2 separate regions of the Homo sapiens genome follow, and region 2 is linked to region 1. A link is an interaction called in ENCODE POLR2A ChIA-PET data of the cell type or tissue named here. Cell type or tissue: MCF 10A. All regions are shown on one strand.

What was found. Peaks named below come from ENCODE experiments on the same cell type or tissue, not always from the same donor. Only the 100,000 strongest peaks of a DNase experiment are listed, where the experiment ranks them.
Region 2: POLR2A ChIA-PET joins it to region 1 with 5 read pairs; 2 of 35 experiments call an interaction of 5 or more read pairs at or near these places.

What each region holds. Positions count from the first base shown.
Region 1 is chr6:44,644,918-44,652,917 of GRCh38, reverse strand. No RefSeq gene overlaps it. Among named protein-coding and RNA genes, the nearest start is that of MIR4642, 210 kb to the right of the region's middle. RefSeq lists enhancers at 511-1,010, 1,011-1,512. In MCF 10A, no CTCF peak of the experiment used is centred here; a DNase peak (open chromatin) is centred at 3,317.
Region 2 is chr6:45,477,101-45,485,100 of GRCh38, reverse strand. The region is part of intron 5 of RUNX2 (RUNX family transcription factor 2); the gene reads right to left. Among named protein-coding and RNA genes, the nearest start is that of RUNX2-AS1, 96 kb to the left of the region's middle. In MCF 10A, no CTCF peak of the experiment used is centred here; DNase peaks (open chromatin) are centred at 1,870, 4,300, 4,550 and 6,660.

The sequences.
Region 1 (8,000 bases):
CCAGGTAGCTGGTTGGTAAGGGTGGAGTGAGAGTAGGTATCACCCCCTAGCCTTGGCTGCCCCCTTCCAAGCCCCAGCCCCCTTTGCTGTTGTTTGAGAGGATGTGGAGGCTAAGTGAAAGCTAGGCCAAGTTGTGACTTTGCTATTATACTTCACAGAGTCAAGGTCCATTCATCCCTCTGGAATGGCACATAATGAAAGCAGATTCTTAGAACTGATGCCTTCTGAGAGCTTCTCCTTCCCCAATTCTGAGACACACACATTTTTATGTGTGATTATAATTCTGCACACAAAGCAGCTCTTAAGACTTTTTTAAAAAAATGCATTTGCCCATTTATTGTAACAGCTGTTCCATTATTCTATAACCTTGTCCCCCCATTTCTGAGAGACCCCGGTCACTGCACCCTCTTCAAGAGGCTGCCGGGTTTGACAGAGTCGCCTTGCGCAGGCCCATGAAAAATTCCTTAACCAACTGCACCTTTCCAGGCCGGCACTAAACAGGGATTTCATTTATTTGAAAAGTAGGTATTAAATATGTCAGATATAGGAAGTTAAATGTAATGGGCCCAATTCCACACTCGGTTCCATATGCGTAAATCCCACTGATGGAGAACAGAGTGCGGCTCAAGCAGCAAAAATGAGGTCCCAAGTCTGTGGGAGGAAATTGCAGCCTTGATGGATCTTAGCTGACATTCTAATGGACATCAAACCAAGACTGTTAAAACTGGAAGGCGCCCTGAAGTTCTGGGGTTTTATCTTTTTATTTCTAAGTTTTAGGAGTTGTCGCATTCCTCTGCTTCTTTCTTTGTTTTGTTTGTTTGTTTGTTTTTTCCTAACTCCCAGTAAACATTTACCATTTCTCTTCAGAGCTTTTGTTTCAGCTCACCTGCACTGAAGCTGTTTCCCAAGAGGATGACCCGGGTGCCTGCCTGGCTAAGTAACAAGCAAACATTTCGGAGCCTAAGTTTGGGAAAGAGCCTGAAGGCCCCTACACCCTGAAGCAACATTCCAAGCCTTGCTGCTCACAATGCGGTCCCGGGACCAGCGGCAGCAGCAGCAGCCCAGGACGCTTGTTAGAAATGCGGCACCTCCGGCCCCACTTCAGACGTTCTGAACCCAAATCTGCATTTTATCACGATCCCAGGTGATTCATGTGCCCGTTAGAGTGAGCGAAGCCCTGGATTAGAGAACAGAAATTAGACGTGACCCTTCCTTTGACAGGAATTTATCACCAGGCTCTATCTCAAGAACTGTGAGAATTCGGTTCAGATGTTTGTGATAACTCTGCAGCAGTAACTGACTAGCGTGGTGGTTCTCTTCCCTGACTGGGCGTTGGAATCAGCGAGGGAAGTTTTAAAAGATGTTGATGTGCAGAATTTACCCAAGAGGTTGTGATTCAATGGGTGTCTGGGAAGGGGCTGGGACATCTGTGTTTACTTAGAGTTCCCCAGGTGATTCTACTGTGCAGCCAGGGCTAAGAGGCCCTGGGGTACAAATATCATCTTGAATGGTTAGACTTCTTTCTGAATGGGAGTGATGTAATTTCCGATTTGCCCACCGAGCACAGCATGCTGGGCCCTGAGGATGTTACAGAAGTGGATACCATTATTGCTCTCCAGGGACAATTCATCGAGGAACAATATGGCATCTGCAAGGTGAAAAAAGAGCGATAACAGGAGATGCCGCAAAGTGTGGCTTCCAGACACAAGAGTGTGCTGGGAGGAGAGCTGAGGAGGTGAGTGCATGGCAGGAAGGGATGAAAACGGACTGAGCATAGAGAGCTGGGAGGGAGAGGGAAAGGCCCTGCGTGACACATCCTTGTGGCATGTGAGAACTAGAAGGTGCTTAGGAATCTTCTAGTTTTGCCACAGGATACCATGCTGCACCATTGACATTTTGAATCAGATCATTCTTTGTTAGGGGCTGCCCTGTGCATTGTAGGATGTTCAACAGCATCCCTGACCTCCACCTACCAGATGCCAGTAGCATCCCCTGTCCCATCTGTGACAAACAAAAATGTCTGCAGACTTTGTCAGCTGTTCCCTGGGGTCAAAAGCACCCCTGGCTGAGAGGCACTGGCATAGAACAATTAAGAACAATGGTGGTAGGCCCTAGATACTGACATGAAAGGTGCATTGAGATGTGTTAAGAATGAAAAGTAAGTTGCACAACAACATGGATGTTAGTCCCAATAAAACGGATGTGTGTGTGTGTGTGTGTGTGTGTGCGCGCAAGGATTGTGCCCAAAAGCGGAAGTGGTGCCTCCTCTCTTGGTGGTTAAAGCATGAATACTGGCACTCACTCACCTGGGCCTTTTTTTTTTTTTTTTTTTTTGACACCGAGTCTTGCTTGCCCTGTTGCCTAGACTGGAGTGCAATGGTGCAATCTTGGCTCACTGCAACCTTCACCGCCCAGGTTCAATCACATCTCCTGCCTCAGCTTCCCGAGTAGCTGGGATTATAGGTGCCCGCCACCATGCCCGGCTAATTTCTGTATATTCAGTAGAGACAGGGTTTCACCATGTTGGCCAGGCTGGTCTCAAACTCCTGACCTCAAGTGATCCACCTGCCTCGACCTCCCAAAGTGCTAGGATTACTGTGCCTGGCCTGTCCTGGGCTTTTTATCCCAGCTCTGCCACCTACTACCTTCCCTGGCCAGTTTCCATAATCTCCATGTGCCTCAGTTTCTCCATCTGTAAAATGAGTCTAGCAGTGTCTATCCCAATAGGTTGTTATGAAGATTAAGTTCAGTCACTCGGTTTTGGCAAAGCATTTCTAGCAAAACCTGGCACATAGTAAGCAGTTTCCCGGTTTGAGCCATAATGAACATTATTAGCTCTGAGGAGGTAAATGGAAGGCAGGGGTAGAGGAGAGATGGAGACTTCCTGGTTTTGTTCTGTAAACTTCTGTTTGTCTGAATCCTGCACAATGTATTTATATGTCAATTGCATAATAACACATGCACACAAAAGAAAGAAATATTCTAGTTTAGCCTACCTCATCTTTTAAAATGAACTCTTTATTTTGGAACAATTTTAGATTCACCAAAAGTCTGCAACGATGTGCAGAGTGTTCCTGTATGCCTGTCACCCAGTTTCAGTTTCCCCTGGTGTTATCATTTTACGTTTCCCCGGTACAATTGTCAAAACTAAGAAACATGGGTCCATTACTATTAACTAAACTCCAGACTCCATTTGGATTTCACACAATTTTTTTTAACTAATATCCTTTTTCTGTTCCAGGATCCCATCCAGAATATCATGTTACATTTAGTCATCATGTCTCCCTGAGCTCTTCTTGGCTGACCATTTCTCAGTCTTTCTTTGTTTTTCACGACCTTGAAGAGTACTGGCCAGGTGTTTTGCAATACACCCCTCAATTTGGGTGTGACATATTCTCTTGATTAGACTAGAGTTATGGGTTTAGGTGACAACCACAGAGGTGAAGCACCCTTCTCTTTGTACCATACCAGGGAGTACATGCTATGAACAGGACTTATCACTGCTGATGTCACTTGATCACCTGGCCAAGGTAGTGTTTGCCAGGTGACTTGTAATTCTCTGCTGTAAAGCAATTCCCTGCATCCCTTACCCTCACCACACTCTATTCTTTGGAAGCGAGTGGCTATGTGCAGTCTCCACTCAAGGAAGAGGGAGCTCCTTGTCCTCGTGGAGGAAGTATCTACACAGGATTTGGAATTCCTCTGCAGAAGATGGGTCTCTTCTCCACAGTTATTTGTTTATTCTGTCATGTATTTATATCAGTACGGACTCGTGGATATTTATATTAGACTTTGGCTTATAATCCAATACTGTGCTATTTATTTTGTTGTCCAAATACTTATCTCCTTTCAGATTTTCACTTTCATCAGTGGGAAGGCCCTGGACTGGGAGGGTGGAAGGCTCATTTGTGGAGCAGGGACTCCAACCCAGAGACAGAGTGTGAGCGGGGGTCTTTTGGTTTCTGTTGGCCTCTGTAGAAGGCTTTGGCCAGTGGGAAGCAGGAAGAACAGAGGCTGTGTGACTCGTGGTAAAGGTGCAGAGAAGAGGAATGTGTATGAGTGGGGTCCAGGCACAAGGCAGGGTGAAACTCAAGTTGTAAGAATCATGGTATATCAGTCAGGAGTTTCCAAAGTAACAGAAGCAACAGTGTGTGCATGTGCATGTGTAAAGGAGCAGGGGAGAGACAGAGAGAGATTATAAGGAATTGCTCATATGATTATGGAGGCTAAGTCCCAAGATCTACAGTGAGCATGCTGGAGACTCAGGAGAGCTGATGGTGTAAGTTCCAGTCCAAAAGCCAGCAGGCTTGACACTGGAGAAGAGTTGATGTTTCAGTTCGAGTTCCAAGGGCCAAAAGAGACTGACTTCCCAGCTCAAAGCTGTCAGGCAGGAGGAGTTCCCTCTCACTTGGCCTTTTTGTTCTATTCAGGCCTTTAGCTGATTGGATGAGGCCCACGGACATTAGGCAAGGCCATCTGCTTTACTCAGTCTACTGATTCAAAACATAATCTCATGCAGAAATGCCCTCACAGACACACTCAGAATAGTATTTGACTAAATGTCTGACACTCCACGGCCCAGGAAAATTGACACATAAAATTCACCATCACACACAGGGTTAGCAACTTCTCCAGCAGCAAGCCCACTCAGAGCCTGGGAGCCACGGAGCTGGGGTTCCTTGGAAGACCACTGCCAGTGTTGTGGAAGGGAGAGCTTCAAGAGTGAGGGATGCAGGAGAAGGATCTAGATGTGCTTCTCATCTGTACAATTCTGGGGAAATCAAGGCCATGATGTGGTTGAGCAGTTGACATTGGAAACGTAGGACTTTCTCAAGGATCATAGAACAAAGACTGTCAGAGTTGCTGGATTTTTGTGTGATTTGTGGGGAGGGAGGAACAGGCATGTTGAAACCACCAGTATTTGGGGTGAGGAATAAAACATGGTGTGAAAAACATGTAATCATAGGCTATGACATTACAAGGGATATATCAGCCCTGCTGTGGTTACTCAGTCACTCTTATACAGGGAGTCTTAAACCAAATGCACCAGTTTTCACTTCGAAGTTGTGTCTTAGCATCTGTCCTGAACACAGTCCACAGGAGTGTGGAAGACACTCACCCTCCCTCCTTGGCTTCACGGTGCCTTTAGCTCTTTGTTCCTTCCCCCACAGTCCAGCCTCTTCATTTTCTTAACCCCCCATGAGGAGTCTTGGGCTCCCTCTGCTCCTTCTGGCCCCCCTGGGGAGGGGTGGAGAAGGAAGGAGTGGGGAAAGGAGGTGTATAGGCCTTGGATTCTGTGAGAAGACCTCTTTTGAGAGGGCCAGGCCTTTCCCTGGCCAAGCTGGCTGTGCCCAGCACAGCTTCTGGGATCATAAGGCTCTGGGCTCTTCTCTGCCTGTCACATGACCCAGGGCCTCCTCCATTCCTCTGGCTTCCTTATGTGTATTTCTCTAGGAAGAGGGGGCACGGGGTGAGGGAAGAACACCTGTCCCTTCCAGTAACACTCATTAAACATCCTAATATTACTTCCTATTGGAAAATAAAAGGGTCCCTCCCTATTAGTTTTATAAATTAAGAGGCAGAAAGGACAGCTCTACAAAATCTTCTTGGCTGGGGGTCATGTGCCTAGAGTCTGTCTATAGGGTTAAATGAGGCCAGGTAGGCCAGGAGCAGTGGCTCATGCCCATAATCCCAGCACTTTGGGAGGCTGAGGCGGGCGGATAGCTTAAGCCCGGGAGTTTGAGCCTGGGCAACATGGTGAAACCCCTTGCCTACCCCAAGAAAACACAAAAATTAGCCAGGTGTGGTGGCATAAGCCTGGAGTCCCAGCTACTCAGGAGGCTAAGGTGGGAGGACTGCTTGAACCTGGGAGGCAGAGGTTGCAGTAGGCCAAGATCATGCCACTGCACTCCAGCCTGGGCAACAGAGTGAGAGCCTGTCTTTGAAAAAAAAAAAAAAAAAAAAAAGCAAAAAATGAGGCCAGGTATATAAATAATTGTAATTCTTCATTGGAGTTGTTCAGATTATCTTCGGGTGGCAGAAGAAGGAGTCGTGGAATTTTTATATTTATCAGAAGGTGAAATGGGTTACAAATCAGTGTGGAAGCTCAGACCCAGCTCAACCTTTGGGTTTGGGCAGGTGCAGGAACAGGGCTGGTATTGAGGGGATCTTGGTCGAGGTCACACCTAAGGTCCTCTCGAGGTGTCCTTCCAGCTAACTTGAAGCTGTGGGCTTCTCCAAGACTTCTCCCCACATGGTCTGGCTGGTCAAGGCAAGAATAACTCATAGTGGAAGAAGAGGTGAGTCAAAGACAAATAGTGTCCAGGAGTGGAGAGAGCAGACAGCCTGACCACAAGAAGGCCCCCCCGGGGCAGCTTCAGACTCCCACGCTCTGCCGGGAGAGCCTTCCTGGAAGCTGAAATCCTCTGGCCAGGAAATTTTTTGAAAAATAACTAAATGAACCACATGTGGACCTGGAACTCAGACTATCAAAGAGGAAGAGGAGGAGGGGTGAGAAAGATGGAGAAGAGGCTGGGATACACATACACTATCCACAGAGCAGCTCCTAGAAACCACAGTGGTGGACATGTCAATGGGAGCACACTCTCAAGCACAGGAGGGAACCCAGCCTGGCTACCTCCAACTAAGGGGGTCTTCCTCTGCCCAGCAGTCCTGTTGGGAGAAGGAGCAGGGAGACCCTTGGGTTTCTATGCCAGGCGAGAGAGGCTGAAGCCACCATGAACAGGCATGAGGAAAATCCTCGTGAGCTGACTGTTTCCAACAGCAGGCTATGCCAGGGGCTACAGGGGACATGGCAGACACAGTCCCTACCCTCAAGGAGCAACTGTCTTTTTTTTTTTTTTTTTTTTTTTTTTGAGACGGAGTCTCGCTCTGTCGCCCAGGCTGGAGTGCAGTGGCGGGATCTCGGCTCACTGCAAGCTCCGCCTCCCGGGTTCACGCCATTCTCCCGCCTCAGCCTCCCAAGTAGCTGGGACTACAGGCGCCCGCCACTACGCCCGGCTAATTTTTTGTATTTTTAGTAGAGACGGGGTTTCACCGTTTTAGCTGGGATGGTCTCGATCTCCTGACCTCGTGATCCGCCCGCCTCGGCCTCCCAAAGTGCTGGGATTACAGGCGTGAGCCACCGCGCCCGGCCGCAACTGTCTTTTTGAGGAGACAAGCCTGGTTTTGGAAGTAGCACAGTCTGGGGACCCAAAGCATGGACTGAAGCTCAGCTCAGCCATTTATGGGTTGTGTTAAGCACCTGCAAAGGTGTTATCATCATTATCCTCACATTGCAGATGAAGAAAAAGACCAGGAGAGATCCAAGAAACATTTCCAAAGAATAACTGGGGGTCGTGAAGAGTTGTCAGGACACAAGGAATGGAAAGAGGACAAAGAGGACCGTATGAGTAATTTTCTAAATGGACTGCAGAGGGCCCGCTCACCGTTGACACAAATCTGGTTGTGAAGGGAAAGACTCCTCTGCAAAAGAAGCAGCCCTCAGTCTCTTGGGACACTCTGAATGTCCTATCCAGCATCTTGGCGTTTGCACTCACCTTTACTTTTCAGACCAAGACCACCCAGAGGACACCCCCTGTTGGCGCCTGGGTGGGATGCTTGAGTGTCTGGGAAACCTGCCTGCTATCCCTATACCATCATTCCTTGGGAAGTTGCCCCAAGGCTGAATCTGCTGCGGAACCTGCAGCTTCAGCAGGGCTGTGTCCCCTTCCTCTGCTCCTGTCTCAGGAAGGAGGACCCAGATCTGTTCAGGATCTGAAGATTGTGCCCATCTTCTCATCCATCCTCTCTTCATCCCAGGAAGCCCAGCTTTGAAGACCCAAGATGACCCCAGGATACCACAGCCTCCAGGCTCATGCTAGAAAAGAAAATAACCCTCCATGTCTGTCAATCAGGAACATGCAGGAAGCCCTGGAGGCCCCAGGAAGTGCCAGGAGCAGCAGGTCTTGACAGAAATATCTGCACAAATAGCTCCCAGT
Region 2 (8,000 bases), 830 kb before region 1:
TTCACTGGAAGAGAGGGGTAACTGGGGAGACATGAGCTAATTTTGCTGTCACCAAGTATGTGATTGAATAAAGTCTGGTCCAATACTCTAGGGCTCAAGCCACAGGATGTAACAGTTTCAGAATGTTGTGACAATGATCCCTGGAGTAAAAAGGAAGAGAGGAGAGGACTTGCATCAGAATTACTATTTCTCAGAGAAAATTGGTTATATGTCCACAGAGCTGCTATTCCACAGCAGTTTTGGAAAAAAATAATGAGATCCTTCACTTCTAATCTATCCTAAAAGTGCTACATGAAGGAGTGTGTTTGTAGGGAAGCGTTAGGGAACAGGTTGACTAATTTTAAAGTCACGATTGCATTCCACATGTAATTGTTGCATTTCTACTTCTAAGGATGAGCCTTACTGTATCTTAGGGAGTTCAGTCGATGGTTTCCAGCAAAAGCAATAGCACAAGGAAGATTACCCAGACTCAAGTACATTCTTAGGAAAGCCACGCAAAGTTCTCATCCACATACTTTATTATAACTATTGAGGCTCTAAATTTAAAAACTTTGATTTTCTGCATTCCTACATACATGTAAAAATGAAGATACTACGGAGAAAAGTGAAAGTCTGCTCCTCTGTTTACGTTCAGATGACTACATTTCACTGGTGGTTTGTGAATGTCTAGGAATCAAAGACCTATACTCTTGTAATGTTTAATTAAGCCCTTTGCCCCTCCCTTCCTCCTCAAACCATCCCAACCAGCTTCTCTTCTGATTTCCTTATTTTCATCATCATCATTTTCTAGTCTCTCAGACTCAAAATCCAGCTTAGGCATATCTTTGTCACCTCCTTTCCTAGACCCCCATCATCCACTCCAGCCCATTTCTACAGTTTCTTCAGGAATGGGCCTCCACTAGAACCCTCCTAACCTCTGGCCTGTGGCTAATACAACAGAGTAGCAGCCTGGCATATTTGGAAGGGCACCAAAATGGAACCCTGTTGGTCTTAGCTTCCTCGTCTACCAAAAAATGAAGAGTTAGTTTCCATAATTTCTGAAATTCTTTCTGCCCCCAAATCCTAACATTCATGTCACTTACCTGCTCAAAACCTTTCAATTGTCTTCCATTGTCTATTGAATTAAATAGAGCCCCCTGAGCCCAGCAAATAAGGACCTGGAAAATATGGTCGCAATATGCGTTGTCACTCTCATTTCCAATGGCTACAACTGTACTGCTCCCAGCTTGTGCTCTACTCACACTGGTCTATCGACAGTCCAAATACACCCTGTGCCTTTGCTCAAGCTGTCCCCTCCACTTGGAACACCCTCTCCGCATCAACTCCGTTTGGCAAAATCCCTTCCAAGCTCAACTTGGTCATCACATTGTTCTGGTGTTTCCTGTCTCGAGAGCCTTGATGATCCCTCTGATTTATATCCCAGCAAGCTGACAGCAGCGACAACTATGTTTTGTCTACTACATGTGGTTATGCTTATGTGCAGTAGGCATCCAGTAAGCATTCACTTACTATGAATTGACATAAAATATTTATACAAAATTTCAAACCCTAATATTTTAGATTTTCCTAGACTTGACTGAGAGCCCCTTAAGGATGGGTGTCACATTTTATGTCTAGCACAAACTTGGAGCCTAGGTACAGAGAAGTCACACAACAAATGATTGCTGAATTAAAAAATAAGAACATGGATAAATTTAAAATTATCTGTACTTTTGTCCAGTAAAGACAAAGAAGACAGAAAAAAAAAAAGCTGGTTATTGGGAAACATTTCCCACAGTAAAATTGATGAGTCTATAATCTTTGCTGGGAAAGGCTGCTGCGTCATCTTTTTCCCTAAGAGTGCACTGTCTGATTCAGGTCAGAAACTATTTCTGGACTAGAATAATGAAATGGGCTAAGAAACTGTCTTCATGTTTAAGGCCTCTAGCCCTTTGAGCCGCTGGAAATTAATAGCCATGCAATATGATACAGGATAGCTCGTGAGTAGAGACAGCCCTAGAACAATGTTAGTGTGTGGCTTCAGACACAGGACCACAGATCATAAACAAATCTGCTTCCAGAAGATTCTTCTCTGATGGCATTTCAAAAATGAGCTAACAGAGCTTCTCTCTAAGGGCCCTTCTTAATACATAAACCAATTTCTAAAGGAAAAAAATCATAATCACTACCACATATCTTCAAGAGTCCCCTTTCAGCTCTTAAACAGAGTCAGGCACGTAAGATTCGGCGTTTATCAAGAGAGAAGAGAGGAAGAACAATTTCACCCAAGACAGGTCTAAAGCCTTTCCAGTCTCTTGGGTGAAACATAATTATGGGAAGAAAAATATAATCTACTCAAGAGACATAATTACATGGTTAAACCATAGACTCCATAGAAATATTCTAGGGACTCCATTTCATAGAAAAAATGTTAAAAGCTGAGTTTGATTTCTTTTAATACTAAAAGGCACCCATTTAGACCAGTGACATAAAGTTCACTATCTCAATCTCATATGTAGTCATATTTAAATACAATTAGATGTGTGTGAGAGAGAAGTGAAGGCCTGCTCCTTTCAAAATTTAGGCTTCTAAGGATTGAAGAATTCGAGATCTTTGAATAAATTCATAAATAAATAAAAGAATTGTACAATGTTAATTTGAATGTCTATAAATGCAAGTTCCTTTATAACTTTTAGGTTTTAGGCTGTGGCGAATCACAACAATCAAAGCATACAGTGTCTGGGAGAAAGGACAGTTATCAGGCTACGCCAATATCAGTCAAACTTCAGGAAATAAATTATAATAAACACGTGCTTACAGTATAATCCCTTTTCTTCAGATAATGGACTAAAAAAACTTGAGACGTCTGAAGAAAAAGAAACTTCATAGGAGGTAGGAAGCAAAAAAGGATTAAAAAATTTTTTAAAAAGATTGGATGAAAGCATCATGGAAATATACAAGATGAGAAGTAATACTTTTTGCAGGCAGGAAAAAAAGAGCTAACCGGGAATCCGGCTAACTTCGCCGTAGCTCCTCTCCCATGTCCTAATACACCTCTAACCTACTATGCTTCTTTATTACAACTCTACTGGTATTTTCTCATTTCAGACCTACTACTCAAATTTGTCTGCCTGTTGTTTCCAAGGGATGCTTCCATCCCTCCTTACTCCAATTCAAAGTAAAATTATATGAATTAGGATTTTTCAGAGTTGTAAGAGAATATAGATTTCATCAGACTGGGTTCTTCATTTTAGAGAAATAATTAATGCCCAGAAAAATACTGAGACTAGCTTTAAAGTCATGGAACTAGGCAGTGACACTGGGAGGCAGTCCCCTAAACTGCCTGAGCCTCCTTTTTCCTATACCAGGCTGCCACTGAGGGAAAGAAGAAAACGTGGAGCAAAGAGACCAGAAGGAGACATTAAGAAAAAGTGCAGAAGCTTACTTCAAAGATGTTATTACATTATGCCCAGTCTCTCTGACTCCGTTTTATCACTTGTTCTCCTACTAATTACAACTGAACATTCACACCATCCTGGACCATGTGAATCTTTATCTCTCCCTTGACTTTATGGGAAATGAACAAAAAAACTCTTTCTCTATGTCTACACTTTACTTCCAAAACTTAGTAAAACTTGAGTGTTTTAGTTCCAAAAACATTTTCTTTGCCTTCTTTTTCTGTAACATGTTCACACATACCACAGTTCTTTGTGTTTCGAGCACTTATAGAGACCCCACTGAGAGATGCAAAGATTTTTTTAGCGGTAACATTTTTAGCAATGGAAATAGCAGTTTTCGTAGTTGAACAAAAAGCATCACTGTTTATTTGCCAATCCAGCTAAACATGGATGGCATTATTCTTCAAAGAGTGCAGTGACAACTAGCCTACAAACAGACTGTCACGCAATTCCTGGATCCTGGCTCAATTTCCTTAGCATGCGATCCTTTCTATTTCTCTTTCATTATTAAGGTTTTGTGCATATTTTATGTGAGACAGAGAGTGAGACAGAGACAGAGACAGAGAAACAGAGAGACAGAGTGTTTTAAGCAAAAAGAAACACTACACAGATGTAATTAAAAAGGCAAAGGGCTCCTCTCTTGACATTCACTGCTGCAGCAGCAGAACATCATTCTCAATTTTCTCATTTCTGTAACAGGAAGAAAATGTTAAAAAGTAATAACCAAAGAAAAAGTCAGCCAACTCCCACAGCCTGGTCTTGCTGTGCTGAATGGCAGAGAAGATCACAGAGGAAGAAAAAAGAAAAAGACAGAAAAAAGGAGGCGGAGAATTTCTTGCTTAAACTGGACCTAGTCCAGCTGGCAAGAAGAGGTGGTTTTCTTAACGCCTGCAAAACCTGATTACTTTTTTTAAAGGAATGAAGAAGAAGGAGATGTAAACACAGCCATTAAAACAGATTTAAGGTACTTAGTTTTAATCTAGTCTAAGACCTTTTCAATTGTATGCTGCTCTGCAATTCTCTGCTTGCTAGACATTAATACAGTGCATAGGCACATGTCAGTGTCTTCTAACCAGTGAACGCTTTCAGCTGAGCTCTGTGGTTACCCTCTCAGGTCAGGCATGGAAGGAACAGCAGCTTAAGCAATAATGGATGCATGTCTGTTACGTGCTATGTCTGTCAGAAGTCTGTTTTACGACATTAAAGGACTATTGTGTTTATATCTACACAACAGGTCTTAAACAGATTGTTTAAACATGATTAAACAAGAGACGTCTTTGAAATAACCCCCCTAATAAAATTCAGATGGGTAAAGAACTGAAAAATGCAGTCAACAATATTTTGAAAAATCATTTCTCTCTAAGCTGCAAGAGTAACATGATATAAACTCCAAAATAAAACTGTTTTTACAAGTTAAACTCAAAGGATTACCTCATATATCAGCACCGCTTTCCAATGGAATAGCGTTTATCCACCTATCCATCCACTCTTTCTTAATGCTGTTGCACAAGTTGCTAGTCTTGATAGACAGATAATTGCTTTATTCAGCCAGGTGTAATGAAGGGGAGTCTATTGTGTTAATCCCAGTATTCTTATCTTCTGTGAACTCTGAATAAGGAACTGAAAACTCTACCTCTTCATTTCAGAACTACTGGAGTTTACTCACATTCAAATCTGTTAAAGTGTTCTTACATGCCACTCTGTCACTAAAGGTGCCAAGTATTTTGAGTAGGATCAAGTTATCGTTATATAAAAAGGAATCAAATGTAGTGTTAAATGGAGTTAGAAGATAGCAAGTTTTACTCTTCTTTTCAAGGCACAACAGATTTTTTTAAAGTGTATTATTCTCAAGCCAAAGGAAGCAGGTTGGTGTGGGTTAATATTAAAAAACATCCTTCGAGCGATTACATTTAAAACCTTTTTTTGTTTTTCAAAAGCAAGTGTAGTGTTAAGTTTTGTGGATATCTGCCTGCTGGCTTCATGCTGAATTATTTAATCAATAATGACAGTTTGGCAAAATGTTTTTCTTTGGTCCATATGAAATATATTCCCTTTTCCACATATACGTACATATATGTGGTTATAAATTTATATTATCTCTATTATATGCATACCTATGTGTACAGAGAGGAATAATCCAGCCAGAGGAACAGCGTTACTACTAACATTAGTTCCATGTCTCTATCCAGGTAATTAGGGATACCGTCCTCTCAAGGCCCCACATGCTTTATACTCTGCCCCATGACATCACAAACACTTCTGATCACAAGCATACCTTTCTTTGCAATAGAAACGTACCTTTCTTTGCAATAGGAAGTTCTCATCCTTCAGCCTAATTAGATGCCTTCATTTTAGTTCAAAATGATACATACCGAAGAACCTATGAAGCTCACTGGAAAAGAAGTAATGCAATCTGGAAGAATGGGATAATCCCTGAAAGAATATTATCATTTAATTCTTTCTCTTCTGGGTCCTATCTCTTTCATGGACCTTTCATTGAGAATGTTCTCAGGAATGGCATTCTTTCTGCTCAGAGGATGGGCTCTTCTCAAGATTTAACTTGCCTAATGTCTCAACAAATCCTACTAACAACCCTTGCAATTCAACACAGAAAGTCTGTCCTATTGCGTGCACCTTAATCTCAGCTACTCTGGAGGCTGAGGCAGGAGAACAGCTTGAACCCAGGAGGTGGAGGTTGCAGTGAGCCGAGATGGTGCCACTGCACTCCAGCCTGGGCGACAGAGAGACTCCATCTTAAAATAAAAAGAAAAGAAAAGAAAAGAAAAAAAAAGTCTGTCCTATGGAATTGATGACTGCCCAAAATGCAGTATGAAAGAGAACATGTGACTGAAAGGAGACATGGGTTCTGCTACTAATAGCAAGTGTGAACTTCTCAGGTACAGAATTTTCTCATCTGTAAAATAACAGGTGACCTAATTTGCAATCCTAAGAATCAATAAAGCTATGGATTCCTCACCTGTCACTATGAGTTCCACAAATACACACACACACACACACACACACATTTACACACAATTAGTGAACTTAATGGAATAGTTAAAAGACCAAGGCAGTGTCTGATTAAAAAGGAGAATCTCATTTCTAATTCTGGGCCTGACTATACAAGGAGCAGGAAAACTTGGGAGTCTATTCCTAGCTCTGCTACTAAGTTAGTTGTGAGGCTGTAGGCAAATATCTATCATCTCTATGATTCAATTTCCTCCTATGACTCAACTTCCTCATCTGTCAGAAAAAAACAAAGTATCTACAACACAGGGATGTCGTCAGGACAAAATGTAATAAGAGGTGAAAATGTCCTACACAGGTAAAACCACTATGCAAATGTAATCTTCACTTATCAATTAAAATATCCTAAGCATTATTATGTTTCATGAACTATGCTAAACTAGGGTGCTCACGGTATACTGGAGGCATCATAAAAACAAATAATTACAGCAGTGTGATAAATAATATAATTAAAGTATGAAAAGGAAACCAAAGAGGAGCCAAAGATTAAATACTTGACTTTCAAGAGCAGTCAGGAAGGGCTCCCAGAGGAGACAGCGTTTGAGTAGACTTAAAGAATGAGTAGAATTTAGTCAAGCAAATGCAGAAGAAGATAACATTCCAACCAGAAGGAACAGCAGGTGCAAAGACACCGAGATGAGAAAGTATAGAGTGAAGCAATTTGGCATCGCTGGAGCTCAGCCACAGGTGTGTGGGTGGAAGGCAGTTGGGCAGAGCAGATGCTGAAGGGCCTTGTCAGTGTGCCACCAAGTCTGAACTTCATCCTGCAAATAACAGGGAGACACTGAAGTATTTTAAGCAAGGGTGTGCCATGCATTGGTTTACAGTTTAGGAAGATTGCTTTACTTACAGGGGAAGATAGATTTAGAAGGGAGTGCAGTTAGAGACATAAAACCAGTTAGGAAATTGTTTTTACGTTATAAGTCAGAAGATAAACACTGAGAGAGTATACTAAGCTAAATCAGCACTAAAAGATTTGAGGGAGTGAATGTGAGACATAGAATAGAGGTACAGACAACAGTACAGTGGAATAATTAGATGTCAGAAGTAAGGCAGAGAAGGTGAGTCTCAGGTTTCTGGTTTGGTCACCTGGGTGAACTGTAGGGCACTCAAAACTGGTAAAACTGGAGGAGGTTCATGTTTGGGCAGAGAAGTTTGGTTGAAGTAGAGGTGGGGAATCCCTAACGCTGTGTTGGCCATGAGTTTGAAGTACCCATGGGACATATTCAGGTGCAGACACCCAGGAAGCAACCTAGAAATACCAGTCTGAAGTTCAGAAGAGACTGAAGATGCATTTTCAGTGGTCATGGGAACACGAAGTTAATAGTGTCAATGAGGACACTCAGGGAATGGGTACAGAACGAGTGGAGAAAAGTGTCTAAAAGGGAACCCTGAGAAGCAAACACTCCTAGGGTGGCTAGGCAAGGAAGAGGAACACAAAAAGTGATCTAGGAAAGAGAAAGATGAGGAGCCAGTGGCGGAGACAACCCATGCAGTGGCCACTGAAACGGTTCTGAATCTGCTCTTCTGCTGCTT